Linked DNA regions of Mus musculus: region 1 is linked to region 2. A link is a contact called in ENCODE POLR2A ChIA-PET data. All regions are on one chromosome and are shown on one strand. The core of a region is the stretch at or near the end of the contact, and the rest is flanking DNA. Distances in the headings are between cores, read along the strand shown. Region 1 holds the start of Son (Son DNA binding protein). Region 2 holds the start of Ifnar1 (interferon (alpha and beta) receptor 1).

Region 1 (6,447 bases), core at 1,955-4,454, 160 kb before region 2:
GTAAATTTTAAAAAGAAAACCATGTGCCGGGCGTGGTGGTGCACGCCTTTAATCCCAGCACTAGGGAGGCAGAGGCAAGCGGATTCCAGAGTTCAAGGCCAGCCTGGTCTACAAAGTGAGTTCCAGGACAGCCAGGGCTATGCAGAGAAACCCTGTCTCAAAAAACCAAAAAACAAACAAACAAACAAAAAAAAAAAACTTGTACTTAAAAGTCTGCTTACTAAACAACTTATGAAATTCAAGAATTTTACACAGAACAAGTGGCAATTCATTTATACTAATAGTAAAATGATCAATAGCTTGTCTTCAGATCACAGGGCCAGAGCATCACCATAGATAAAACAAGGTCATTCACATAAACATTTTTTACTATTTTTGGATAAACTTGCAAAAAATTTAAAATGCATTCAGTTTGAATTAGAATTTTGCTACCTGAATGCACATAAAACTGCTACCTGCTAACAGTTTTATTAAAGAAACAGAACACTTTAGTGAGGAATGATTGGTTTTCTAACACACAAACCTTGTTAGGCTAATAACATTTCTAAATACATACATACTAGTGCCACTTTCTTTTGTTTTATTTCCAAGACAAAGGCCTCACTATGTAGCCCTGGCAGTCTAAAACTCAAGAGATATGTGCCCACCTCTGCCCATCTGCTGGGACTAAAGGCCTGCACCACCATACCTGGCCTGCCACCTATTTTTAAAAACCATGAAATTTTAACAAGAGTCCACAACCAGGACTATTATTGTTTCTATAAATGGAGGAAAAAACTGTATGCAATAAATTGTGTGTTAGTCTCACCACCTATACTGATATATAAGCAAATAGGGGGAAAGTAGCTCACTCAAATGGCAAATTAAAAAAAAATGTTTTTATACTGATTATGCCATAAACCAGGCTGGTTTTTCTAATGCTCTCACTTACACTTTTTTTTTTTTTTTTTTTTAAGATAGGGTCTCTCTACTTTGTCTGGCCTAGAACTCACTACTGTAGACCAACTACCTCACAGGGATTGATTTTCTTGCCTCTGCCTTGTGAGCACTAGGATTAGAGGTTTGTTCCAGTCATCTAGGGCTGGGCAGGAGGACAATTCAGGCACTGTGAAGCAGAAGCAGAGGCAGGGAGAGCTTTCTTTAAAAAAAAAAAAGAAAGAAAGAAAGAAAGAAAGAAAGAAAGAAAGAAAGAAAGAAAAGAAAAGAAAAGAAAAGAAAAGTCAAATCAATCTATAAAAAATAATTTTCCTTAAAGCTACCAGAATGTTAATTACAATTACTAAAAAGCAGTTAGAATTTTAAACCATTTATCTGTCCAACAATAAATATCCTAAAAAGGAATTTATGTAGTTATGAAAAGTGTTCCAATAATTGAGACTTTGAAGGACAAACCTGCTCATAATCTATTATGTCTAAAATACAATACAAAATGACCACACTAAGAGAAAACACATTAAAAGGGCACGATGGCACAAGCCTTTTACAGAAGCAGAGGCGGGTGGATCTCTAAAGTTCAAGGCCAGCCTGGTCTTCAGAGCCACACAAAGAAACCCAGTCTCCAACCCCCACCCTACAAAAAAGTAAATACAACCAGTACAAGAGACTGCTTGAGTTTCAGAATGGTGGTAGCACTGGCCTTTAATCCCAGCAGAGGCAGGCAGATTCCTATTAGGGCAAGGCCGGCCTAATCTACACAGTGAATTCTAAGTCAGCCAGGACTACCTAGTGAGACCCTGACTCAAAAATCAAAGGTTTCCAGGTAAAATGATATTCCCTTAGTTTATGTTTCATCTCATTAAACAAACAAAAAAAAATACCCAATGTCTCAAAATGTTAAAAAGCAACACAGTGTATAAATATTTTTATTTAAAAAAAAAATTGTGACGCCACCATTGATTGAAAGATGACAACAGGGCAGCTTCAGCTACAAAGCTGTAAGCCATGACATTAGAGCCTGTCCACAAAAAAGAAAAAAAAAAAAAAGAAAGAAAACAAAAACAGCAACAAACAAAAACACCCTATCTTGAAAAAAAAACAATTTCTGCAATAAAATATGATTAACATTATTCTATCCACAGTCCCAGGTAATTTGGGCATATAATTTACAACTGCTTATCAGATGATTTTTCTAACTTATGTATTGCTCTGTTCTCAACTTAAACCATTCGTTAAAAAATAAAAGTAAAAAATATTTACCTCTGAATATTTCCTTAAGTTATAACATAACCCACACTATTTTCCTAAGTAAACAACTGAGGAGATCTCTTCAACATTAAATTCTGAGAACCAAGGCTAACCTCTGAAGTCTACTGGCAGTGACAAAAATCCGTCCGTTAAGTCGGGGTAGCAAGGAAAAATAACAAAAATAACACATACTCCACTTTCTACTCAATCAAATTACGCATCCAGCAGTTCCAAAGCCCCCTCCTATCATCCTCTCGAATATTTGATCTTGTATCTTACATCGAACTGAGATGTTTCAATTTACAACTGTGAAAAGAGTGCTAATCCGGTCTGAAGCACAGAGCAGTAACCGGGGCCCAAATCGTCTAATAAATAGACTGCGGTGGCCAAACGATCGCAAGCGTACAATAATAAAGAAGTTTTAAGGTTACCCAAGAAGCGGCCGTTAGAGACCCTTTCCGGCCATAGACACCGGCCGGCGAAATGCGCGGAGGCGGGGAGGGGGAGGGGAAAGGCGGCGGCGGAGGAGGAGCTGGGAAGGGAACTAGGCCCGTCCCTGGTGGACGCCGGGCCTCCGAGTAGCTGGAGGGTAGGGGGTGTCCAAACGAGGGAAAGGTGACCGTCTTAACTGGAAGAAAGAAACGGCGTGTGCGACACCGCGGAAGAGACGATCTTTCGCGAAAGGAACGAACGGGGAACTGGGGGGGTGGGGGGGGGGGCGGAAAATGGATCCCAGGCCCAGGCGGGGCCGTAGCGGGGCCTGAGCCGAGAAACGACGGCGTTCCGTGAAAGATGCCACGGGAGGCTAGATGAAGCCCTAACAGCCCGCGAGGAGCAGAAAAGTCTGGGAAGCGTTTACCTGGAAAGCTCCTGTTGTATTTCCCGGAATTTACTGACCACGAAAGACCTGAAAACCTGCTCGATGTCGGCCGCCATGGCGTCCGCTCCGTTCTCTCAACTACTCCTCGCTAGTCCTCCAGGCTCCCAGCATGCCTCGGGAGGAGGCGCAGCGGCCAATTCCTTTTATCCCTTTCCTGATTGGCTCGTGAGGGAGCGTCCGCACGGGCTCGCTCCACCCACGAGCCAATCAGCGAACACCGGCCCGCTCTCCTCCGCTGTTTCTGAGCCGCCGGGGTAGAGCTGCTGACGTTTGCGCCGCGCACGAACTCGGCCGCCATGTTAGTGGTTGACGCAGGCGCCATTACAGGAGAAGTCGCTCCCGAGGCGACCGCGACAGCTTCGGCTGTTGATCCCCTCAGCCTGCGGGGACTCCTAAGAGGCTTTCTATAGGGAGTAAATGCCTGAGATTAGAGGCCATGGAAAAAAAAAAAAGCTGGGGGACGAGAAAAGCCTCGGCTTGTCCGGCACGGAGCTCGAACGCGTTTGTTGCAAGCGCCAAGTTTACTTTGGTCAGGGAGACGTGCATGAGAAAGAAATCCCCGTCCCGCGTCCCCACTATGAGTTGGAAAGGAGCCATTCCCATTCTGCCTCGATGCTTGCTATAACCGGCCTCGCGTAGTTTTTAGCAAAGGCTGGAGCGTCTGAGCGACCTGCGTTCTAAACGCAGTGCGCTTGAGCTGCTCCGGAGTCCAGCCCTGGCCGCTCCGCCCTGGCGCTTGGTGAGCAGCCACAGTCAGGCAGCCTCGGCTCTGCCCCCAGTGTAGGAGGCTCTGGGGTAAACGCAGGGACCTTAAGTGACAGCCCCTGACGAGCATCATCAGCTCTAATCGTGGTGCCAGGGATTCTGAGCCCGGCTAGGCAGCGGGCTCCGACCGCACCCTAAGGCGGGAGGAACCCCCACGGGTCGCCTCGCGGGCGGGGACCTAGGCGGGCTGCGGCCAATGAGCAGCCGAGTCCATCGGAGGCGGGGCAGAGGCCGGGGCGCGCTGGATTCCCCGGGCCAACTTCCGGCGGGTGCGAGTGGCGGGTGCGAGCCGGAGCTGCGTGGCGGGGCTTGCAGGTGCGTGAATGCCTTAGTTCTTAAGATGATGCGTGGACTGCCTAAACGCTTTGACCCATGGGTTTAACCTCAGCGACCGGTGCTACTCTTGAAACGAAACTGGCGTGACTGGCGAAAAGCCCACGTGCTTTGCACGGCCTTGATGGAGGTCGGCCAGGTAGTTCTTTCCCAGCTTTCTAATTCTGAGGCCGGGTCCAGGTTTCTGTGCATCTCTGCCTTGTAAAGACAGACCCTGTACACCGATGGTTTTTTTATCCGCTCTAGTTTTATCACAGTAACTAACCATTTACCTGGACCACTTTCGTATTTGGTTTCTACTTTTTCAAAACAAATATTTGGAAGTGGTTTTAACCGATTCTTTTATTCTCTCCTTACCCTATTCTCTTGTTCTCGCTATAAATTGCCTGTTAGTTAACTGACACCCAAGAAGTTACAAAAGACTCTCCGAGTCTCCCGGCTAGTAAGGCCTTGACACCGGAGCCCAGGCACCCAGCCGCTGCTGGTGAAGAGACCAGTCCTGCTATTTCACAGATCCTGACTAGTAAAATGAAAATTGTCTTCTTGCACTGCTTTCTTATTCAAGTTAGATTTTTTAAAAAGTTTAATGGCTTCAGCTATTTCTCTAAGAAAATGACACAGAATTGAACTAAAGTCTATCTTATGTGTAGGAGCGTTGTCCCTTACATGTATGTTTGTGCCCACGTGCATACAATGAACGCCCCAAAGAAGCCGGAAGAAAGCATTCAGTCTCCAGACCCAGATTAGGATGTTTGTGAGCCACCTTGTGGGTGCTGGGAGACTAAACCCCAGCCCTCTGCAAGAGAACTAAGTGTTCTTAACCTTACCAGTCTGCTTGGGTTTTCCTTAAATATGTAATCCCAAAGTAAAGGATCAATTTAGAATTTACATATTTCAGTTTTCTTCTTTCCGTAACCATCTTCTACATAAGTAAATATCTTGATAATATCTTTGCTCCCCCCCCTCCTTTTATTGGTGCTAGAATTTGAACACAAGGCTTCTATTCTAAGCAATAGGTATCAATTAGGTATATGAAGTAACAACACATAGCAAATTAGTACTTCCTATTTCTGGGTACTTTGTAGTATACAATATTTTTTTTTAAAGAATTGTTTATTTTATGTATGTGAGTACACTGTAACTGTCTGAAGACACACCAGAAGAGGGCATTGGATCCCATTACACATGGTTGTGAGCCACCATGTGGTTGCTGGGGATTGAACTCAGGACCTCATCAGTGCTCTTAACCACTGAGCCATCTTTCCAGCCCCCCCCCCCCCACACACACACACCTTTTTTTCTTAAAGAATTGTTTCAGTTAATTCTTTTTTTTTTTTTTTTTTTTTTAAAGATTTATTTATTTATTATATGTAAGTACACTGTAGCTGTCTTCAGACGCACCAGAAGAGGGCATCAGATCTCATTACGGGTGGTTGTGAGCCACCATGTGGTTGCTGGGATTTGAACTCCTGACCTTTGGAAGAGCAGTCGGGTGCTCTTACCCACTGAGCCATCTCACCAGCCCCCAGTTAATTCTTAAGAACTAAACTTTTAACAAATGCTTGTATTCAAATGAGATGTTAGTATTTAATTGTGGTTTCTAATAGATTTCCAATCTAGAGACTCCCGTAAGATCTCAAATCATAAGCCTGCAAGCTGTAGACAATAGACAAATGATTCTGCCACTTGTTTTTGTGTGGATACCAAACAAAACTGGTGGGAGGAGCCAGATGTGGTGGCACATGCTTGTAATCTCAGCACTAGGGAAGCAGAGGCCAGAGGATCTCGCTGAAGCCCTGAGACCTGCTGTAGCAAGTTCTCAGTCAACCAGGGATACAGAGGGGAAAAAATATTGAAGGAAACTGGTTGAAGTTGCAGTGCCCAAAATATGCTTAGTTTGTTATGGCCCTCCTGTGCATAATGGCTTCCTGTTGCTTAGAGTGCTGACTAGGCAAGGACCTCTGCCCACTGTGGACATAAATCCTTCCTCTGGGTGATGTACACTCACTTATGTCCTGTCAACATCACAATACAAACTTCATAGTTTGGACAATGCACAGATGGCCCTCAAATATATTTATTTCCTGGCCCTTGACAGAGAAATTGTGTACTGTTAATGCCTGTTCTCTGTGCCACCTCAAGGTTTAAATTTGGGTATAATGACACATGCCTGCTATCCCAGCTACTTGAAGACTGGGGCAAGAATCTGGTGTGTTTTCTTTCTTTCTTCTTTTTTTTTTTTTTTTTTTTTGGCTTTGGAGACAGGGTTTCTCTGCAGTTCTTGC
Region 2 (5,652 bases), core at 740-3,239:
TCCAGAGCCTTCAGAAACAAGTGCCACTGCTGGTCGTTTGAATCTACCAGTCATGGTTTGAATATGCTTGGCCCAGGGAGTGGCATTATTTGGAGGTGTGGTCTTCCAACTGTGGGCGTGGGCTTAAGACCCTCACCCTAGCTTCCTGGAAGCCAGTCTTCCATTAACCACCTTCAGATGAAGACGTAGAACTCTCAGCTCTGCCTGCACCATGTCTGCCTAGATGCTGCCCTGCTCCTCCCTTGATGATAATGGACTGAACCTCTCAACCTGTAAGCCAGCTCCAATTAAATGTTGTCTTTTATAAGACTTGCCTTGGTCATGGTGTCTGTTCACAGCGGTAAAACCCTAACTGAGACACTAACCTAACACTTCAAGGACAAGTAGGTAGAGAATAGACCTGTGACTCTTCCGAGAACAGGCCCCCTTACTCCTTTAACATGTATGTCTCACATTTCAGAATAAATTTTTTAATTTCACTGCAAAGCAGAGTCACTCCTTTGTGTTAAAATGTGATGTAAAGTCCTTTTTGTGTGACACTGATGCAACCATGCCTGCTTATCAAGGCAAGTTTTTTAAAGACTTTCTGTATGTGTATACGTGTTCTGCCTGCACATTTGTGTGTGCACCACATGTGCCCCATAGCCAAGGAAGTCAGAAAAGTGTATTCCAATCCCCTGGAACAAAGCAGGATTTAGGGAAGGTTGCAAGTCACCAACTGTGTGCTGGGAACCAATCCAGGTCCCTCTGCAAGAGCAATAAGTGCTCTTACCTGTGAGCCGCCTCTCCAGCCCGAACGAGGCTTTAACTTTAAAAAGTGTCCTTTAACGCTATGTCTGGCTCCACTGTTATCTCCTGTTTTGAAAACTTCTGCCTCAGACTATCATGTCATGTCGCCTGTCAAGCTTCTACTCCAGAGGGTTACAGAACTGCCTCTAGTTACATCCTATGTAAGAGGATGCATCTGAGATGTCTGAATTTCTTTCTTTTCAGCCACCAGGAGCTATCCATCAAGTCTCCCCACTCTGAGTTGTCAGTTTCTCAGTGCTGTCTATGCTAAGTGCACACTACCACTGAGCCACACTTCCAGTACCACCAACGGAGTCTTTGATGTCATCCCTAAACTGACTCTATCCTGTTATCCGTATCCTCTTAGCTTGATCTCCAGTCCAACTGTTGGGATTTACTGATTCTGTGCAGAAAGAGCAGCAAATGTGCTCATGAGATTAACAAAAGACCCAAGAGCATTTGTAGCAGTTACAGTATTCTGTTCATAATAGTCTTTTTCCGATTTACTGTATATGTGTGACCACTTTGCCTGCATGTACATCATGCACGTCTAGCCAGAAATGGGCCATCTTCGGGGTGAGACTTGGGGCAATCACTTACTTCCCAGATATACAGATTTCTAAGAGGAATCAGAACTTTCCTCCAGGAGTGAGGCTAGGTCGTCTTTTTTAGGTTCCTCACATCACTATGAAAACTCTTGTCTCTCCCCTTAGTGGGCATTCTCCCGATGTAACTAGCCCAGTGGTTTCCTGGTTTTGACTTCGGGCCGGTTAGGGGGCCTCTCACCTCACTCCTCTCAGCCCGGGACAAACCGCACTAGGCTGGGAGCGCATTTCTGCTGCTGTCTGGTCTCCCGCCCACCAGCAGCCCTGAGGCTCGGCCCGGGTAGCGTCCTCAGGCTGAAGAGCGGCGCAGGGGGCGGGCGTCGCGGACTCTGGTCACCCGCGCCCAGCTCTCCCTCCATGGTGCCCGGCCCTCGCACAGGCCCCTCGGCTCACCTGCAGCTGAGGGTAGCACCCAAGGCGCCCCGGCCACCAGCACCAGGGCCGCCGCGCCCACGACAGCGAGCATCGTCTTGGGAGGCCGGGCGGCGGCTCACATTCTCCTCCTTCTCCTCAGCAGCACCGCGGAGCTGGAGACTACCTCTGGGCAGCTAGGCCCTCCGCGACGCCCCGCCCCCTCCAGCGCCCCGCCCCTTCCGTGAACGCCCCCGCCCCTCCACCCAGCACAGCTTCTCCGCTGACGCCACGCTCTCTCCGCGAGCAAGCGGCTCGGAAAGTACCGGGCGCGGTCCAGTCAAGGCCTGGGGACTTTGAGGTCCCTGCCACGCTCCGCCCCCACTTCCGGAAAGACTGCCCAGCATTGTCCTTAGACTCCTGAGAGGAAAGCGGGGTGCAGTCAGTGCGCCTGCGCAGCCCCTCCTCCTTCCGGGCTCAGCTTCCTGTTTTTGTCCGGAGGGGGTTCGGAGGCGTTGCCCCGGGGGTTACTAGTCCACTGGCTCGAATCCTGGTGTGGGGATCCCTGGAGGCCGTGGATCAAATGACTCTGGGACCTGGAAGGCGCCGGCAACACTTTTATCTCAACTGCACAAGATCTTTATACTTGATTCCCTGATTTTGTGGGATGGTTTGCTGTTGTGACTCGCTCAATCTTTGGGTTTTGAATTATGCAGCGTTTGGATCTTTTGTCTAATAATGTGGTTTTAGGCTGGTTTTATGTGTATGAGTGTTTTGCATGCATGCATGCATGCATATATGTGCACCGTACATATATGCGTGCCTGGTACCCATGGAGGCCAGTAGAGCGCAGATACCCTGGTATTAAAGTTACTGATCTTCCGAGCTACCATGTTTGTACGCCAGTCCTCTGCACGTGCCCTTAAACCACTGAGCCCTCTCTCTACCCCCTTAACTCCGTCTCTGTCTGATTACTATCTTATAAAGAAACTTATTTGTTGGGCCGGGCGTGGTGGCGCACGCCTTTAATCCCAGCACTCGGGAGGCGGAGGCAGGCGGATTTCTGAGTTCGAGGCCAGCCTGGTCTACAAAGTGAGCTCCAGGACAGCCAGGCCTATACAGAGAAACCCTGTCACGAAAAACCAAAAAAAGAAAAAAAAAAAAAAAAAAGTAAGAAACTTATTTGTTATGCCGGGCGTGGTGGCACATGCCTTTAATCCCAGCACTTGGGAGGCAGAGGCAGGCGGTTTCTGAGTTCGAGGCCAGCCTGGACTAGAGAGTGAGTTCCAGGACAGCCAAGGCTCCACACACAAACCCTGTCTCAAAAAAAAAAAAAAGAGTTCCTCTCTGCTTCCTCACCATCATTCGTCAGATTTCTTGTCAGCCATTCTGACTAGGGTGGGGTAGAATGGCAAAGCAGTGTCAGTGTGCATTTTGCTGGTGGCTCAGGACATTAAGTTCTTTAAAGATAGTTACTGGGTGCATATTTCAGCGTTTGAAAACTGTGTTCGATTTATTGGGCCATTTGTTCCTGGTAGATTCATTTCCTTATTTTCTGAAGTTCTTTATGAATTTGAGATATCAGAGCCTTGTCTGAGGTATAGCTGGACAGGCTTTTTGCCCATCCTGTAGCCTGTGTGATGCACAGATAGTCTCCCTTGATGTTCAGCTCTGTAACTTCATGAATCTACTAATCCCATCTGTTGAGACTTGGGGTTAGTTACCATTCAGAAAGTTCTTGCCTCCCCAGTGTCATGAACAGTATTTCCAGTGTTTTTGGCTACAAGCTTCAGGTTTTAAAGTCTTTGATCCACTGGCTGTTGTATAAAGTGAAAGCCATAACCTCATTCTTCTGCAGGTGGATGTCCAGTTTTGCCAGCACCATTTGTTGAATCCCCATGGTTTTGCCTCTTTTCTCTAGAGGCGGGGGGACACGGTTTGCCAGCTTATTTCCAGGTCCTCTGACCTGTTCCATTGGCCTTCCTGTCTGTTTTTATGCCAGTATTAGACTGTCTTTCTCTCTATACCTCTACCGTATAATTTGAAGGTATGTTTTATGTTAGGACTGCTTTGATTATTAGTAAGTTGTTTGTGGTTCCATATGAAGCCATAAATTATTTCTATTGCATTGGAAATATAATAATAGAATTTGATAAATATCCATTAAATCTATAGACAATTTTGGTAGTACAGACGTTTTCACATATTCTGCCAATTTGAGAGCAGGACAGACCTTTTCATTGTTTAATATCTTCATTGATTTCCTTTTTCAGTGTCTTGAAATTTTCTTTTTTTTTTTTTAAAGATTTATTTATTTATTACATGTAAGTACACTGTAGCTGTCTTCAGACACACCAGAAGAGGGCGTCAGATCTCGTTACAGATGGTTGTGAGCCACCATGTGGTTGCTGGGACTTGAACTCTGGACCTTCGGAAGAGCAGTCGGGTGCTCTTACCCACTGAGCCATCTCACCAGCCCCTTGAAATTTTCAATGTAGAGATGTTTTTCTTTTACGTGTCCTCCTAGGAACTTCCCTGGGGGATTGGGGAAACTATTTGAATGGGATAGGTTCCCTAATTTCTTTCTTGGTGAATATATTGGTGTATATGAAAACTACTGTCTCTTAAAATGTTGATCGTGTCCTCCAACTCTACTGTTTATTAGCTATAGTCTTCTGGTTTCTTTTGTTGTTGTTGTTGTTTTGTTTTTCAAGACAGGGTTTCTCTGTATAGCTCTGGCAGTCCTGGAACTCACTTTGTAGACTAGGCTGGCCTCAAACTCAGAAATCCACCTGCCTCTGCCTCCTGAGTGCTGGGATTAAAGGCACACACCACCATGCCCGGCTGTTTTCTGGTTTCTTAGGTAAGGTTTTCTAAAGTATAGCATCATGTCATGTGCAAATGTAGTCTGACTTCTTTGTATTCTGTCTTTATTCCCCTTATGGTCTCATTTAATTTCTATAGCTAAGACTTCAGACAATATATCAAATAAGAGAGGAAAGAACAAGCACTGTATGTCTCATTCCTGACTCGAGAATAAATGCTCACACTTTGTCTCCATCTAATATTGGCTCTAGGTTGTATATCCCTTATTATTTTCAGGTATGCTCCATATGTTCCTAACAGGTCCAGGATTTCTTATCACGGAGTGTTCAGTGTTGTCAATGCCTCTTTGACGTCACCTGAGACGGTTGTGTGGTTTCTATCCTCAAGGCTGTTTATATGATATATTACATTTTCTGATTTACACATGTTGATTAAAGCTTGCCTTTCTGGGATGAAGCCCACTTGATCATGATGGATGCTCTTCTTGAGACGCTCCTGAAGGTGGTTTGCAAGTACTTTGTCAAGAATTTTTTGCGTCTATATTCATCCACACAATTTTCAGTCTGTAGTTTTCTTTCTCTGTTGTGTCATGATCTAGTTCTGTTATTAGGATAATAGTGACTTCCTGGAATGTGTTTGAAAGTGTAATTTCACTTTGTATTTTGTGGAACAAGCTAAGAAGAATTACTGTAAGATTTTTCTTGGACGTTTGATAGAATTCTAGTGTCAGTCTGGTCCTGGACTTTTGAGTAAAGACTTGACTGACTTCTACTTCTCTTCTCTTCTCTTCTCTTCTCTTCTCTTCTCTTCTCTTCTCTTCTCTTCTCTTCTCTCCCCCCTCCCCCTCTTTCCCTCCCCCCTCCTTCCTTCTCTCCCCCTCCCCCTCTTTCCCTCCCCCCTCCCCCCCTCCCCTCCCCCCACTTGAGACAGGGTTTCTCTGTGTAGCCCAGGCTGATCTGAGACTTGATGCCCTTGTACTCCTGCCTGGGATCAAAGGCATGTGCCACAACCACCCCATGAGAGTTTAATCTTTATTTAATTTTTTTAATTTTGGAGGCAGGGTTTCACTATGCAGCCCTGT

Evidence for each region. ChIA-PET counts read pairs that join two places held with the same protein, here RNA polymerase II (POLR2A).
Region 1: POLR2A ChIA-PET joins it to region 2 with 25 read pairs in Patski. The contact joins the promoter of Son here to the promoter of Ifnar1 in region 2. POLR2A ChIA-PET finds 5 or more read pairs at or near these places in 4 of 5 experiments (Patski and embryonic stem cell).

Annotation. Positions count from the first base shown.
Region 1 is chr16:91,644,581-91,651,027 of GRCm38, reverse strand. It overlaps Son (Son DNA binding protein), which reads right to left and starts at 3,204. Exons shown (of 12, transcript NM_178880.4): 1 at 3,044-3,204. The coding sequence starts at 3,120. It overlaps Gart (phosphoribosylglycinamide formyltransferase), which reads left to right and starts at 4,056. Exons shown (of 22, transcript NM_010256.2): 1 at 4,056-4,144.
Region 2 is chr16:91,481,552-91,487,203 of GRCm38, reverse strand. Ifnar1 (interferon (alpha and beta) receptor 1) reads right to left here and starts at 1,989. Exons shown (of 11, transcript NM_010508.2): 1 at 1,788-1,989. The coding sequence starts at 1,860.